Regions from separate parts of the Mus musculus genome. Here region 1 is linked to region 2. The links are chromatin loops, found by intact Hi-C in ENCODE. Cell type or tissue: gastrocnemius. All regions are shown on one strand. Links, peaks and the distances in the headings refer to the core of each region. The heading gives the core; the rest is flanking DNA. Region 1 has its middle 88 kb from the start of Gm39235. Region 2 has its middle 4.8 kb from the start of 4932416K20Rik.

What was found. A loop is a pair of places that touch in the nucleus more often than their neighbours do. Peaks named below come from ENCODE experiments on the same cell type or tissue, not always from the same donor. Only the 100,000 strongest peaks of a DNase experiment are listed, where the experiment ranks them.
Region 1: a loop joins it to region 2, with 12 times the contacts of the local background. A loop is called at or near these places in 7 of 42 quality-filtered maps.

What each region holds. Positions count from the first base shown.
Region 1 is chr8:103,806,925-103,815,260 of GRCm38, reverse strand. No RefSeq gene overlaps it. Among named protein-coding and RNA genes, the nearest start is that of Gm39235, 88 kb to the right of the region's middle. In gastrocnemius, for the core only: no CTCF peak of the experiment used is centred there; DNase peaks (open chromatin) are centred at 1,224 and 4,316; H3K27ac peaks cover 608 bases.
Region 2 is chr8:104,785,792-104,794,127 of GRCm38, reverse strand. It overlaps the pseudogene Gm6831. Among named protein-coding and RNA genes, the nearest start is that of 4932416K20Rik, 4.8 kb to the left of the region's middle. In gastrocnemius, for the core only: CTCF peaks have their summits at 4,054 (motif pointing left) and 5,253 (motif pointing right); a DNase peak (open chromatin) is centred at 4,035.

The sequences.
Region 1 (8,336 bases), core at 257-8,256, 980 kb after region 2:
GTTGGAAGACACCGGTGCTGAGAATGGGGTCTAGGTTAGGAAGGCAGCGAGTGGTGCTGTGGTAGAGCAAGTGGTGAAAGATTTGCTCAGACACTCATGTACACCTATGGAATCCTAAGTAGATGCTCGTGAATGACCTAAGAAGGCACTGTCTCCCTGAGTGGAGAAAGAACTTAAGGGACAGAGGAGACATGTGTTGGAGGATGCCCCTAAGGTCACAGAAGCTGAGTGGGAGAAGGGCGAGAATGGGAAGAGGAAGAGAGGAAAGAAGACTGGTTGGGAGCTCCAAGTCCTGGATTCCGCTGTTGGCCAATGCAGGGATCTGGTCCTCAGTTTCCCCATCTATCAAAAGGAACTATTCTCAAACACTCTCTCTGTTCTGAGAGCCCTGGAAGGTCTGTGTGCTCCAGGATCTTCAAGCTCTTCCGAGGTCTGTGCCTGTTTGCTTTGCCCATTACAGTGGAGAAACCCTCACTGAAAAAGAATTTATAAATACACTCTGCTTTTTGACTTGGAGACATTTTTATTTTTTTTCCAACTTTCCAAAGTTCTGTTAATAGTTTAAGTGTGTGACTATCTTCCATCCTTGCTTCTTGGTGGGAGGTGGTGGGTGAGGGTGTTACGTTATTAATAAAATAGGAATACATTAGAGTATTTATTTTCATGTAACTTATGCAGGAAACATGATCTTTTGTGAAGCTTTTTTTGGGGGTGGGGCCTCAAACCTCTGGAAGCTCTAGATAAAGCTGAGGTCTTAGTTTGCAACAAAGCTCTTGACCCCTTGTGGTTTTTGGTTCTGTTTACTCTTGGCAAATATTTCGGGTTCAAAGGGAGATGCCTTAAAAGCTGTACTGGAAAAGTCTATAAAATCTGAACGCATCTTTGACATCAAAAAGCTCTTTCAAAGCCGCGGTTTGGTGGAGTAAATAGGAATGCCTCACAAACCATATGGGATGCATTTTCCATAACTGCTCTGCACTTGAATAACAAAGGAGAAAAGTTCTTGGCAAAGGGAGTCTGGGATTTTAATGACCCTTAAATATTTGGCTTCCTAGCCAGATGTGTTTTACCAGGCTGAAAACCCCGGTGGATAGACCCTGCCTCTCTCTCTGGCAAAACATAAGCTAACAGGGTGCCGCTGTTTGTGAAAAGATGTTTGCGCTTCATTGCAGAAAGCTTAATTCACCATGATTTCCTTAATTATCTACCCCTCCTCCAAACTGGCAGAACTCCCAGCATGCCTCAGAGCATCCATTCCGTTCCGTTCTGATCTGAGACTACAAGCTATTTGCGAGGAAGCCACAGAAACATCCCTACTTATTTGAAGTTGGGACCAAAGAGTTGAGACACAGATTGGGTTGGTTCTCCTTGAAGGACGTGGAGCAGGGTGGGTAGCTCAGACTCGTCTTGAGCGGCTATTCTTACCCTGACTGGAGGAGCTAAGGCAGTTCCTGCATGCTTTAAGATAAAACACGACAACACCCAGCCTGGGCTCTTCCCATCAAGTTTAGTTTCTGATTAGGAAGGAGCTCACCTGTTCTATAGATGAGTACTATAGACTATGAGTACATAGTACTCCGAGGGAGTACTAAGACTCCCTCAGAGTCATTTGGGAAGTCCATGCCTGGCTGCTTCGGGTGCCTTCCTGTTATTCGATACATTTGTGCTTGGGTGTATTAGTGGCTTTATCTCCTTCTGTGACAGAATACTTGACGAAACCAACTTAAAGGAGGAGCAACTTAGTTGGGTCTGCAGTCCTAGGTGAGAAAGTCAAGATGGCAGGAGCTTGTGGCAGCTCCCTGCATTGTATCCCCAGTCAGGGAGCAGAGAGTACTGAATGCTGTTGCTTAGTCGCCTTTGCCCCAGCCCCCTCCCACCCCTGCTTTTTAGGAGATCCCAGCTCATGGAATGGGGCTTCTCATTTAACCAGCCTAGAAACTTCTCCACAGACACACTTAGATATTTAGTTCTAGCTGGCAGTCAAGATTAACAGTTGATGGTCAGTGGTCCTCATCTCTACAGCAACCCAGAACTACTGTGCCTCTCATGTACTGACAGGTAGGTTGCTATCCCCGCAAAAGCTTCCCCGATAAGAGATAGACAGCTGCCGTTTCAGAAGGGGTGGAACCACAACCCAAAGACCAGGAAGCTGATGTCCAGTAGATATCAGAACCAAGACTAGGACCTACCCAAGTCATCAACAGTGTGGGTCCTTACTGGCTTGCTTACAAAACTAGGACAAAGGACAAAGATTTTCTAATATTCGATGTTTGAAAAAAAAATGGACACCAGGAGGGGCTGGCAAAGTGGGCAAGCTTCCTGCCTAGCTCTGAGCTGATGTGCTGGCCTGTTCATCGGTTCTAATAAAAATACAGCATAGAGTGAGAAGGAGAAACAGAAGCCCAGAGAAGTTAGGGGAACTTGGCAGTGGGAGCTCCAAGGCCTTTGTTCCTCCTAAGAGGTGAATACTGACTTTGTACTGGGCTGCTGTATCAAAATACCACAGGCCAGGCAACTTGGGGACAGCAGATTCTCATTCCTTCAGTGCTGAGTCTGCAGGCTCATGATCCTGAGCATAGGTCCTCAGTAGGAGGACCTAGCAGTGGCTGGGGTCAGCTGAGGACTGTTTCCTAGTTCAGAGTCCTAAGGTGGTTCAGGTATGGTAGAAGCAGCAAGGGACATCTCTGGGACCGATTTCCCAGAGACGTCGTTACTTTTCTCCTCGGTACGACAAAATCCCTGACCAAAAATCTACTTTGGAAGGAAGGTTGTATTCTGGCTCACAGTGGAAGGGTCTAGCCCATCATGGTGGGGGGATTCATGGCCACAGGAAATAGAGGCAGCTGATCACGTGTCCAGCCAGGAAGCAGAGAGTCATGAATGCTGGAGCTTCAATCGCTTTCTTCTTATTCGATCCTGGACCAGTAGAATGGCGTCATGCACTTTGGAGGTTCCTTCATACCTCAGTTAATCTCTCTGGAAATGCTCCTCACACATGCCCAGAGATTTGTCACTTAGGTGACTCTCAACTCTGTCAGAAGAACAATCAAGACTGCTATTACAGGCCCCAGGGTCCTTCCTGGGCATTCTCCCAGGACCTGGCCAGTCTCTTATACTGTCGTCTTGAAGTTGGGATCTCAACATGTCCGTTTGAGGAGGTGACTGTTCAGATGTCCAGGCCTCAGCCTGTCAGGCTGGGCTCACTCCGCACTGGTGCTGCTGGGCAGACCACTGGCGGCCTACACTCTGTGTGCTCTTCTCTGTGATGATGGGACACCAAGGATGAATTACTATTTCCGTCCTCCTTAATAGATGATTATGGAAAATAATATGTGCTCTTGGATCTGGGGAAAGTATAGTTAAGCCCAGATCAAATTCATAGTAGGGACTGGGACACACTTTATAAAACAAACTACACCAAAGAACAACAACAACAACAAAACCACAACAATAACCAAACAAAATCCAAGTGCTATTCAGCTTAACACAGAATAGTAAACACCGGAACCCAAACCTCCATCCTCAACCTCACTTGTCTTTCTAGTGCACAGAGCTAGAGAGACTCACCACTGTCTTGGAAGAGGTAGGATGTACAACATGGCTCGCTGGCTCTGCTGTGCCTTCCACACTCTGCTGCCTTTCTGTCCTCTCTTACCTCCCTGCATGGCCAACTTTTGTAAGACTGGTCCTTTGGCTGACAGCTGACTCCCATCCTACCCCCTGAGTTATACTGCTGGGATATGCAGTGCACATTGGAGATAGTCCGTCAATGATGGGCTATCTTCAAGGGGAAATGGTCTTATGGAAAAAAGAGCGAGCGAGCGAGCAAGGGAACAAGAGAGAGAGAGAGAGAGAGAGAGAGAGAGAGAGAGAGAGAGAGAGAGAGAGAGAGAGAGGAAGAAGAAGAAGAAGAAGAAGAAGAAGAAGAAGAAGAAGAAGAAGAAGAGAAGGAGGAGGAGGTGGAGGGAGGAGGGGGAAGGGGGAGAGGGAGAGAGAAGTCAGGAAAGTCTAGGGCTGATGGCTGGTGTTCAGCCACCCATGGAAGGTTCTGGCTTTCCTTTCTTGAACTCCGCCTTTCATTCCCTGGAAGGTGCTGGGTTAGGTTTCTTCAGTACTGAGAGCCCCAGGGAATCACCCTAATCCTGATCTGGGTTCAGGCAGGTTCTGAATATCTTTCCTAGCGTTCTGCTGCGCAGTCTTGAGGCTGAGAGCTAATAATGTTTTAGCAGCTCAAAGCCAAGAGTAGAGAGAGGGATGCTGTTCCCAGTCTCGGGGCTCTGTCTGAGCCAGTTCTGTTCCAGCATATGCTTTTGGACAGCTCTAGGTGTGCCAGCAGGGAGCAGGTGAGCGATGGTGTGCACTCGAGGGAGAACTGGGCTGAAACCAAGTGGCTCTGTGCTGTCTCAGGCATGTTAATTAAACGTGGGATTATGGACCCCAGATCTTCACAGAAAGTAGATTTATCGTACCTCATTACCAGATTTTATACACTCCACTTGGGCGAGACGGATGTTCTGTATTAAAAGGAATGCCAGGTTTTATGGTCTAAACCCTTCTGATATAAAGAGAGAAAACATTCAGAAATGGCAGCAGCGAGACCTGAGGCTTTGCTTTGCTGGCCCTGATGACATACTGCAGCCTGGGCATCAAAAACAATCAAGCATCATCATGATACATCAGTGGCATACAGATCCAAGAGTGCTCAGCTCGAACCCCACCACGCTTCTGTTCCTCCATGGCCTGTGACTTTGCTATGGACTTTTCCAGAACCTCATCCCTCTGATATCTCAGAGGACACATCCTTGAGTGCTTTGCCACACACGGGATGAGTGCTTGCACCTCAGCCCTCAGCACCTCTCTGTCTGTCTATCCTACCCTCTCTGTCCTTGTGCACATGATGATGGGGCTCCAGAACTCAGCACCACACAGCATGGCCGTGTGACGTGAGGAGACAGAGAAGCAGTGAAGGTGCCCTCTTTGCCTTTTTCCTAGATGGTGCAAGCCATAAAACCTAAAAAGAAGTCTCTGATTTTTCTCTCTGTTAAAAGAAGACCCTTGCTTGAGGTGAATCCACCCTATGCTTGCAGGAAAGGAATGCCCATTTCTGAAAACGTGGTAAATGGAGTTACAAGCTCAACAAGCAGGTTTCCCGAAGTTTTCACTGTTAGTTACCAGGATGTCATGCTCTTTCTCCAACCACACTGCTCTATGATCATCTATTTCTCAGAATTCATGCATAGACTCATAGGTTAACCTGTGTGTGTGTGGGGGGGGGGGCGTGGTTTGTTCTTTCTTGGTCTTTTTGGAAGATAACATAAGAGGGTAGGGAATTCAAGACCAGCCTTGGCTACATAGTGAGTCTGAGGCCATACTGGGCTACGTGAGACCATGCCTAAATAAATAAATAAATAAATAAATAAATAAATAAATAAAAGTAAAACTGAAAAGCTTTAACATAGAAATTTTAATAACTCAGTGCATCAGTTTTAAAAGAGAAGCATGCATTTAAATTATACAGTTTACAAAATATAGAATAGATACAGAGAGGAGTTTTGTATAAAAGTTTAGAAATTCAGGATAAGAGAGGCTACTCAGTATTTTTAAATGTGTGAAATAGTTTCAAAATTTACCTGTTGATTAAAACACAATGAGAATCTGAACAAGTTTTAAAAAGCAAGACATTCAAGTGAGTAAAAATAGAAATTATGCTAAAATCACCTCAAGCTTGCCATCGTCATGAAAGAATTCCTAAGGCGTAAACTCGCAAAGACAAAAGGGTGTTTTGGAGCCCGTTTCAGAGGAGGAATTCATCACTGGTTGCTTTGGTGTAAGTCGATGCTTGTGTGTAGTGGAGTAAAGCTACTTCCTCAGGAGGTGAAACAGGAGAAGCCACTAGGGGCCCAACATGCCTTTTAAAAACATGCACATATCCCCAATGACCTGAAGTGCTCCCACAAGGCACCGCCTTTTAAAGGGCCATCTACCTCCTAGGATCACCAGGGTGGAGATCTGGTCTTTCACACAGACCCTTTGGTCTATAGATCCAACCTGTGAGACTTGGTCTCTCACCAAAAGCTTAGGAGGCCCCGAGGCTCCCAAAGGCTCTTCAGTTGGGTTGAGTGTTGTTAAATTTTGCTAGAGATAGAATGCTAATTTTGTATTAGATTGTCGAGGATACTTTTCTGACAAGATCTTGTTATAGGGCCCTGTCTTGACTCAAACTCCCAGTCTCCCTGTCTCAGCTTCAGAAATGCTGGGGTCATAGGAATGTCCCGTTACACTAGCCTTATAAAAACATTTTCATTTTTTTTTCTTTCCCCACAAATGACTTAAGCTGTCTATTTTGCTGCTGCTGCTGCTGTGATGTCAGATGTCTGACCCTCTCTGCACCCACTGGCAGCTGGGACATGTCTTGGTCAGAACCAGAACTAGTAACTACCCGGGGTTCCGGAAGCGACTAAGGACAGAGTGGAAACAGCTGTTGTCTTCTCTCTGATCCTCTCAGTCTTGAAGGCTTTGTTAGAGCCACAAAGCTGTCAATCATCAGCGTCTGTGATTCAGGCTGTTAGCATCACAACCCGGGGGCTGCTCTCAATGCTTCGTGCACATCCTCGGGGAGACTCCAGTCTCACTGTTGATGCCCAGTGGAGAATTCAGGTTATACATAGAAATTGCCACCGCTGTCCTGGATTCATCAAAAGCTTCTGCTTCCGGTTCTATTCTGGAAGACACTGCTCCAGTAGTCATTGAAGTGGGAAGCCCTGTGTCAGTCGCCACCATGTCAGATACTCTGCTAAGAGCCAATGGCTGCTCTGGACAGCCACCTCCCCATCTTGCAGAGCTCCATCACCACTGTCAAATACAAGGCCGGGTACATTCTGAGTGGCTAATAAGCAGACTTCCTGCTACTCTCCTTGGAAGACTCTGGCAACCTACCAAGCCTCTGTGCACTGGGACTCTGCTGCTGAAGCCTGGGACCCAGTCAAGGCAAGTACTGACAAGATGACAGAATACTGAAAGTCACGAGGCCATCGAATGCCATGAGCTGCAAAGGGAGAAGCCCAAAAGTGATTGGTTCTAGCTTCTGGAAGAGCTCTTAAGAGACCCTGTCCATTGAGCAGCCACCACAGGTAGCTAAGGAGAGCCTGCATTAGGTACCAGTTGCTAGACCACTGGTACCCAAAGCTTTTGGGTGACCAGAATCAAGAGAGGTATATTTTACCTGCTCATAGTTCTAGCTGAATAAAGCTAAATAATCCTTAGTTTATGGGCAACAAACATAAATGTTTGAACCACAGAAGAAAGACTGAATCTTTATTCAATATAAAAATGTTAAATATTAAAATTTATTCTTCAATGACAAAAGAATTAAGATGAAATTGCAAGACAATTTAAAATGAATAGAATGACAGGAATATTTTTTTGGATGTGTCAAAAAAATGGTACCCAGAGTAGGTTTGTAATTTTAAATGCTTTCATTGGGAGATGGAAAGACTTGACAATAATGCATTCACCCGAGTAAGTTAGAGGGCAAACAATCAAGCAAATGGACTCTGGGAATAGAAGGACAACATATTAAAGGAAGACTCAGAATTTATTAGGTTAAAAGCGAAAAATAGAATCAGGATTAGTAGGAACCTTAGGGGAAGAAGAGATGGGAAGACTGTAGGAGCCAGAGGTGATGTTACGTCAACAGAATGTTGTCTTCCCAACACAACAGCACTGATACACATAGGGCCTCACAGAGACTGTGGCAGCACACCCCAGATTTGCACAAATTCAAGCCAGATAGGGTTCCAGCACTGAGAAGTGGAAGTAGACACAAGCTCCTACCCCTAATAATGAAATCATCTGTAATTGATACAAACTGGCAAAGGGATGAACAGTTCCAATGGAGTCTCACTGGGTATATAAATCTCACTCCTAGGGCAGCCACCATGCCCAGGACTAGTTACTTGGCCAACAAATAAACAAACTCAATGGTTTGGTGTGTGTGTGTGTGTGTGTGTGTGTGTGTGTCTGTCCTTTTTGTTCTGTTTTGCTTTGCTTGGATTTTTTTTTTTTAAGTCTGGCTCGATTGTTTTGATTTTCATTTTTGTGGGTTTTTTGTGGGGTCTTTTGTTTCTTGGCTTTTGTTTTGAAAGAGAGAAAGATCATAAAGTTTGGTGGGTAGGGAGGTGGGGAGGCTCTGGAAGTAGTTGGGGTGGAGAGAAACAAGATGTATATATGAAAACAGATATAAAATAATGCCCCCCCCCAACCATCAGGCTTGGTGGTGTATACTTGTGCTCTCAGCACTTGGCAGCTGAGGGAGTCAGTAGGATCAGGAATGTAAG
Region 2 (8,336 bases), core at 314-8,313:
GCCTTTCTTTCCTCTAGAAGCTTTTAAGTTGCTTTGTCTTCGGAGTTCAGATGTTTCACAAAAATGAGGCAGTGAAAGTCATTCTCCAGAAAGCAGGCTCAGCACGTGGTGGGTCCCTTCTCTGATATAGGTAATCAGAGCTGTCTAGTGTTCAAGAGCTTAGCAACCAAGGCAGATGTCAGCCTTCCACTAAGCTCTTTCTCCTTCCTCTGGATGCTCACACTTCTCTCTGAGATGTCCCCTGAGCCTTGGAAAGGGTGACATAGATGTCTCGTTTGTAACCGGGTATTAAACTATCACTCATTCTCAGGACTTTGATTGGTTGTGAAGTTTTAAATTTTAATATCACCTTGTAAAGTTCCATAGACAGTCCCCTGTTCACTTGAAATGCCATTTGTAGATTCAGAGCTTAAATCCAAATTGAACTGCCATCTCTGTGGTAATAATTTCACACCTGGGAATACGGCATATTTCCCGACTCATTTAAGTTTTCCTTTGATATCCATTAGCCGGATTTCATAATCTTGCCATGAGGCTGAACATGTCTTTCAGCAGGTTTATTCTCAGACACACGGTAGACCCTGAATGGTGTTAAGGTCACACTTTCTCACTGTTCCCTGCTAGCATGCAGGAGCACTGCTGCTCTGGCCCTGGAAACCTTAACCACTCATTGGGATAATTGTGGCTGCAGAGGCCTCTGTGTTTTCTCTGAAGAGACTCGGGTTACATGGGAGCAATCCCTGTTTCTCTGCCCAATCTGTACACACCTGAATTTCCTTGGCCTATTGTACTCAGATTTCAGTGCAGTAGGAGACAGAATCAACGGGATTTCTAAACAAAGGCCTCAGCAAGAAATAGGATGTTCGTTGATTTGTTTAGATACCTATTATTAAGGTCAAATGTGTCCTTTAGGACCAGTTAAGAGTTTTCCAAAAGAATATTATTACTCATTACCAAATACAGTTTTTGCAGCTTACATTTCCTCTGTCAATACAGTATAGCAAATATGCTGATGGAAATTAAAGAGAAAGCACGTTTTCCTCCCTTGGCATTCTGCTGTGCTGTCTTTCCATGTTGTTTCTTCCATATTGCTTAACTCGCTGTGCCAATATCTTATCAAGAATGGTTCTTTGGGGGCTGGTGAGATGGCTCAGTGGTTAAGAGTGCGGACTGCTCTTCCAAAGGTCCTGAGTTCAAATCCCAGCAACCACATGGTGGCTCACAACCATCCATAACGAAATCTGATGCTCTCTTCTGGAGTGTCTGAAGACAGCTATAGTGTACTTACATATAACTCCTGCTTCCTGGCACTGGCATTCACCTATTCTGGGGCATAGAGCCTTTATAGGACCAAGGGCCTCTCTTCCCATTGATGGCCGACTAGGCCATCCTCTGCTACATATGCAAATAGAGACATGAGTCCCACTATGTGTTTTCTTTGATTGGTGGTTTAGTCCCAGGGAGTTCTGGGGTTACTGGTTAGTTCATATTGTTGTTCCTCCTATAGGGCTGCAGACCCCTTCAGCTCCTTGAGTACTTTCTCTAGCTCCTTCATTGGGGTTCTGTGTTCCATCCAATAGATGACTGTGAGCTTCCACTTCTGTATTTGCCAGGAACTGGCAGAGGCTCACAGGAGACAGCTATATCAGGGTCCTGTCAGCAAAATTTGGATGTCATCTGCAATAGTGTCTGGGTTTGATGGTTGTTTATGGGATGGATTCCAGGGTGGGGCAGTCTCTGGATGGTCCTTCCTTCAGTCTCAGCTCTATACTTTGTAACTCCTTCCATGGGAATTTTGTTCCCTCTTCTAAGAAGACCGAAGTATCCACACTTTGGTCTTCCTTCTTCTTGAATTTCATGTGTTTTGCAAATTGTATCTTGGGTATTCTGAGTTTCTGGGCTAATATCCACTTATCAGTGAGTCCATATCATGTGTGTTCTTTTGTGATTGGGTTACTTCACTCAGGATGATATCCTCCAGATCCATCCACATAATAAGCATACACAAATACACATACATAGACACCCACATGCATAGATATACACACTCACACACACTGCCTCCGGCTCAAAAAGCTAACAGATACCCAGACATATTTCTAATAAAACTTATACTACTTTACATCTCGGGACTGACAATAGATTGTTTTAAATATCAATCATAGATGACATTTGATTTCCAAACACAATAGATAGAGTTGTTTTCCATTGTTCACAACCTTGGTGACTGATACGGAGACCTCTAAGTGCTATGATCTGAAAGTTGGTGTATCACATGCCTATGGTGAAACCTCTTCTCCAATGGGACGTTAGTATGAATTTCTTCTTTAAGAATTGTTTCAGGAGATCTGGAAAGTCACTACAGAGAACTGTATCTAGGGTCTTCATGCTCTAGATAAGTGCTCTACCACTGAGCTGTATTCCAAGAACCTTGGGGTTTTATTTATCCTTTGATAGTTTCGCACATGAACACAATGTGTCCAGATCTTGAACACCATTATTTATCCTGTCTGCCCAGTCGAAGACACAAAGTTCAACTTTGCATCTTTAGCAAAGAGAGCTAGCCCTCATCACATAGCACATATGCTGGTATCTCAACCTTGAGCTTCGTGATTTCCACAACTATAAACACATTTGTATTGTTTATAAGCCACACATGTAATGATTCATTCATATATATATATATATATATATACACATACATACATACATACATACATACATATAATCAGTCCGCTAGCTCTTGAGCTCACGAAACCCTCCTGCTTCTGTCTTCCAAGGTGCTGAACCATGGATATCCATCTCATGACTGAACTAGCTGACAGCTTATGCTCTTTTTCTTATGGCAGCTTGAGCTGATGGAGGCAGCAGGCCTGCAGCTTATCAAATGTGTTATAAATCATCGGTAGACATGAAAAAGCTTGGTTGTTGGTAAGAAATGGATGTGGAGATTGGACACTCAATGAGCTCCAATGTAGGCAGTTACCCCAGAGCTTCTGAAGAGGACACAGAGAATTGGATGTATGGTCTCTCATGTGCCAGGTAAGTCCTCCACCCCTGAGCTTTGTGCCCAGATCCTTGGCGGTTTCCCCTTTGGTAATTTCATAAACTAACACAGTGCACCCTACTCCCCTCACTCTCAAGACCCCCAACCACACCACCACATTTTCCTACCAACTCCATTTCTCCTTCTGTCCTCCTCCTCCTCCTCCTCCTCCTCCTCCTCCTCCTCCTCCTCCTCCTCCTCCTCTTCTTCTTCTTCTTCTTCTTCTTCTTCTTCTTCTCTCCCTTTCCTCCCCTCCTCCACACTCTTCTCCCTCCTCCTCCCCCTGCTCCTCCCCCTGCTCCATCCCCATCCTCCTCTCCCTTCCTCTTCTTTTTCTTCTTCCTTCTTTCTCCTCCTCCCCCATCTTAGTAACACTCTAAGTCTAGTTAGATGTTTATGATTTTTTTTTTCGGTACTGTTTTGTTTTTGCTTTTGTTTTTGTCAAGACAGGGTTTCTCTGTGTAGCCCTGGCTGTCTTGGAACTCCCTCTGCAGACCAGGCTGGCCTGCAACTCAGAGATCTGTTGAGAGCTTTTGGTGCTGCTTCTAGGAATTTGGCATTTGTCACTGGGGTTAGACAAGGAAGTAGACTCAGATAAGAATGTCAGAAACAGGGACCATGGGGCTTTGTTTACTTCTTAGCTGCATTACTTCCTTGTGTGATCCCCTCCCTTACTACTTTCCTTAATCATTGCCTGTGTGATCCTTTTGCTTACGCCTCTGCTTGATTGCTTTCTTGTATAATCTCCTTGTTTCCCACTTTGCTTTACTTTGTCTTTGATCTAAGAACTGACCATGGCTTTTGGCTATACCTAGAATGATATAAAAGCAGGCTGGAGAGACATGAAGCTGTTTCAGCTTCAGTACGGGCTGCAGTCAGGTTATAATTTTGTCTAACTTTCCCTTTTTCAACCCTCACTCCCTTGCTTGAGACCCTGTTGACTGAGCTGGTTTGGTTAGAGATCCACCTGGGTGCTGGATTAAAGGCAGAACCATTGCCACCTATAGGCCATTTTTGGAACTTTTTATGTGGGGATAGACCACAAGTAATTTTTCCAGTTTTGCCTGGAGTTTTGCTGTATAGTTCAGGCTGACCTTAACTTGTGATCCCTGGCTACAGTAGCTCTCTGAGTAGCTGGGATTATAAGCCTACATCATCTGAGCTGGTTTTTCTTTCTTTTTTTTTTTTATTTTTTATGGTGCCTAGGGCTTTGTACATGCAGGGCAAGCTGTCTACTACTGCTATATCCCTGGTCTTACAACTTCTTTAAATGTTTAACAGGTGTCTCATGACATAGGAATTCTGCTCTAGATTGGAAATTCAAAAATGTAATACATGAGATCACATAAAATAATGTGTGAGGATATCCATACAACTTATTAAAACTCAAACATAGGATGGGTGTCCCTATAACCCTGTAATCCACACTGCTAAGGCAGTGAGATCATGTGTTCAGGGCACTCCTGGGCTACATAGAAACCATGTCTCCAAAAACAGAGGTAATAAACAAGGGCAACAATTGTGCATAGTCTGGTGAGTGGATAGAATGTGTTGTGTGCACACATGGATGTCATTCAACAATAAAAGGAAACAAACACATTATGTGAAGTGACCTAACCAGTCACAAAACATTTTATTTATTTTGGATTAGAGACAAGTCCCAGTATAGTAAGATAAAGCAATGTCATGTTTTCTTTGAAATGGGATTAAAGGCAGTGGATGGCAGAAAAGGACCCAAGGGAAGGCTGATGGGAAGCAAGGGGGGAATGTTGTAAATCTGATCTGATGACAGTTGCACGCCTTGAGAATTTTCCCAGACTTACTAAAACAGACACCTAAAAGAGATTAATTTAATTTCATTTAAACAGCCCACAGTGGTCTGAGGGTGTAGTTCATGGGTGGAACCATTGCCCAACATGCACAAGTCCTAAGATCAATCCATAGTGCCATAAAAACAATCCACGCTCAAACTATCAAAAATGAGATAATTATTAACAGTCTCAAATCTAACTGACACCCAGCTTAGTGTGTCTATCCAGAGATGATGAGCAGAGGCATGCTGGCAGTGGGAACTTAAATCAATGCTGTACATATAGAATGGAAGCATCCTACATGGTCAGTCTCACTGACAGGAAGATCTTCCCTGCCCCCAGTTCAAGTCAGCAGGGACTTAATATTATCCTTGTAACTGCCTTGTTTACACATCCTACCAGGAGAGGGCACAAGCAGTAATCCTTGAGTCTGGTTTCCCTGAGAACATCTTGACCCCAAATTTTACAATTTATAAGACTGTACGTTTGTTACTATTTGTAAGTTACTGAAGTTACAATTTTCTTTTTGTTTGTGTGTTTCAGAGATGTGGGACTTGTTAGCTTGCCCGGAGACTTATGTAATCCTTCTATTTCAGCCTCCACCCATCTGAGGCCACAGATACTATGTGTCTTAGTCAGGGTTTCTATTCCTGCACAAACATCATGACCAAGAAGCAAGTTGGGGAGGAAAGGGTTTATTCGGCTTACACTTCCATACTGCAGTTCATCACCAAGGAAGTCAGGACTGGAACTCAAGCAGGTCAGGAAGCAGGAGCTGATGCAGAGGCCATGGAGGGATGTTCTTTACTGGCTTGCCTCACCTGGCTTGCTCAGCCTGCTTTCTTATAGAACCCAAGACTACCAGCCCAGAGATGGTCCCACCCACAAGGGGCCTTTCCCCCTTGATCACTAATTGAGAAAATGCCTTACAGTTGGATCTCATGGAGGCATTTCCTCAACTGAAGCTCCTTTCTCTGTGATTACTACAGCTGTGTCAAGTTGACACAAAACTAGCCAGTACACTATGAGTCCAATTTGTAGTTTATGATCTTTTAGAAACAGCATTCTTAAGGCAAAGGGACTTAGAGAAAGCAGATTTTCTAATGGTAATCATAAATATGCTGAGAGAGGATACAGGATTTGATACCACCTATTTCCTGCAGTCAACAGTCCCTGAAGCACCCATTTCATTTCAAGAAGGTCTGGGACTTGTCGAAGAGGAGAGTGAGGATGGGGAGAAGATAATGAAAGGAAAGAAGGAAGGAAGAAAGGAAAAAAAAGGAAGGAAGGAAGGAATGAAGAGCCTAGTCTCAGTGAAGGGTTAAAAAAGATGGGGGTACATTGGGGCTCATATCTACACTATTATAATAGCTATTATTGACTCTAATGAAAGTTTGCTCAGAATTATAAGAAATAACACAGACTGTTCTTCATACATGTCTGAAAGGGCAAATGCTGATATTAGAAAGGCTTACATAAGTGTTGGAACAAATAAAAATAAATAAATGGACTTTGTAACCTCAGAATTACACCATCTGCTTTTAATCTCACACACCTTTCCTGACACAGGACGATACGGCTCTGCATGCTTGTCCTGAGAACCCTTGAGCTCCTGGATCTTCTGGGGGCAGAGTCTTGGTCCAGAACTGCAGCCTTCTGGCCTTCAGTGCTCGACCCACAGCATGCTGGGTGTTCAGATGCAGATACTGCTCATCATGGTCCATCACAGGCCAGTAGGGTAGACTCTCACTGTTGGGGTTCCTGTGGATATGCCACCCAGCAGGGAAGAGTGAAGGTCTCTCTGACACAAAGCCTGACCCTCTAATTTGGTTAGGGCCATAGATGAGATGACCAAGGGACTGAGGGATCAGATAACCTAATGTACTAATATACATACAAGTGTCACTACCAGTGTCTACTCCATGTGAAGCAAGGAATTTGGTTAATTTTGTGTCTCCCTCTCAAATGCAAAATCTAAAGAATGCTACCACAAAAGTGTGACTCACCCACCACAAAAGTGTGACTCACCCACTCCGTTTCTGTGGGATAACTGTAACTGAAAGCTAGAAGTTATCTGCCTGTGTGTGCCCTGAGTTGAAGACTATCATGTAATTAAGGACACATGCATGCTAATGGAACACACCAACATTGGGTCCCTAGATGGAAACTTGACCATAAAGAGGTTAAGAGAGGGATGAAATCTCACCCATGTCTGGCAAAGTTGGCTCAGTACTTTATCACCCTTTTGTTCAGCAGCTCCTCCTTCTCAGTGAGATGAACAACAGACGGAAGGAGGACAAGAGTATGATACCTAGCCACTTCATGCATGTTCCAACTCAGGCCCTACTCTAGCAACTGTAGTCCAATGCTAAACCATAGACCTAGTTTATACCCTCTTCCCTCACCACTCAGAATCCAGTATGCATCCAAGTCTCTACTTCAATCTAATGGGTTATCCCCTTCCCCAAGGAGCTAACATTCCTTGTAGAAAAATATCTACGTAACCCATGTTGCCTTGGCATCCTGGTCTCTAGTGCTTGGAAGTAGCAGGAAGAAGAGCTACAGGGCTGCCCATGATCTACTCAGCCACATTACCCAGCCAGTCCCAGGCTTACCTGAAAAAGCTAAGGATCCCCAAGCGATACTGGATGGCGACAATTACTATTTCCTCAGTGGCTGCCAGTGTGGATCCGTCATTCATGGAAGCAGATCCTACAACCAGTCCACCACCATGGATCCATACCTTCACCTGGAGACAACAACTCAGATGCCAGGAGGCCCACACACAGCCCAAGCTCATCTAGTTGCCCACTCCATTATCAACTGCTTTGCTCTGTGCAGGTTGACCTACAAACAGATCTCCTCAGGATCTCAGGATGCGAGCCACAGATGGGGTGCTTTAGGCCTGCGAGCATATTTCCATTCCAGCTTCCCCAAAAGGAAATCTCAGCATGGATTAATGACTCTCAATCTAAATTAAAGCCATGGGTACCCTCAGACCTGTCAAAGTAGGACAAAAAAAGGAGTGTCTTCCTGGCTTTCCTTATTGCTGATCAGAATGGCCATCAGATCCTACTGGCAGAACAAATAACTTTCAGCTAGAAATTCATGTGATGTCAGTATTTTAGCCCTCGTGCACAACTTCGAGTGGGTCTTGGTTTAATCGAAGACCTAGATCCTCTTAGCTCTTAGATTACCAGGATTCTGAGTCACATGCACAGGGGTTTAGTCAGCTCACCATTGAACCTTCTTGAACCTAAGAAGTTGAGACTGGTAATCAGGGTCTAAACTATAGTGGAGCTCAGAATTAAAGAAATGACCTCTTCCCCCAAAACCCATAGCCTAACATTCAGACAAGTCCTGTCCTGAGAACTCTGTAGTCCCTGGGTCTTCTCATGCGCATGATCTGATGTGTAGATGTTGATATACAATCAGTTCTCAGACATAGGGATGGGAAGCGTGTTCTGTTTCATCTCCTT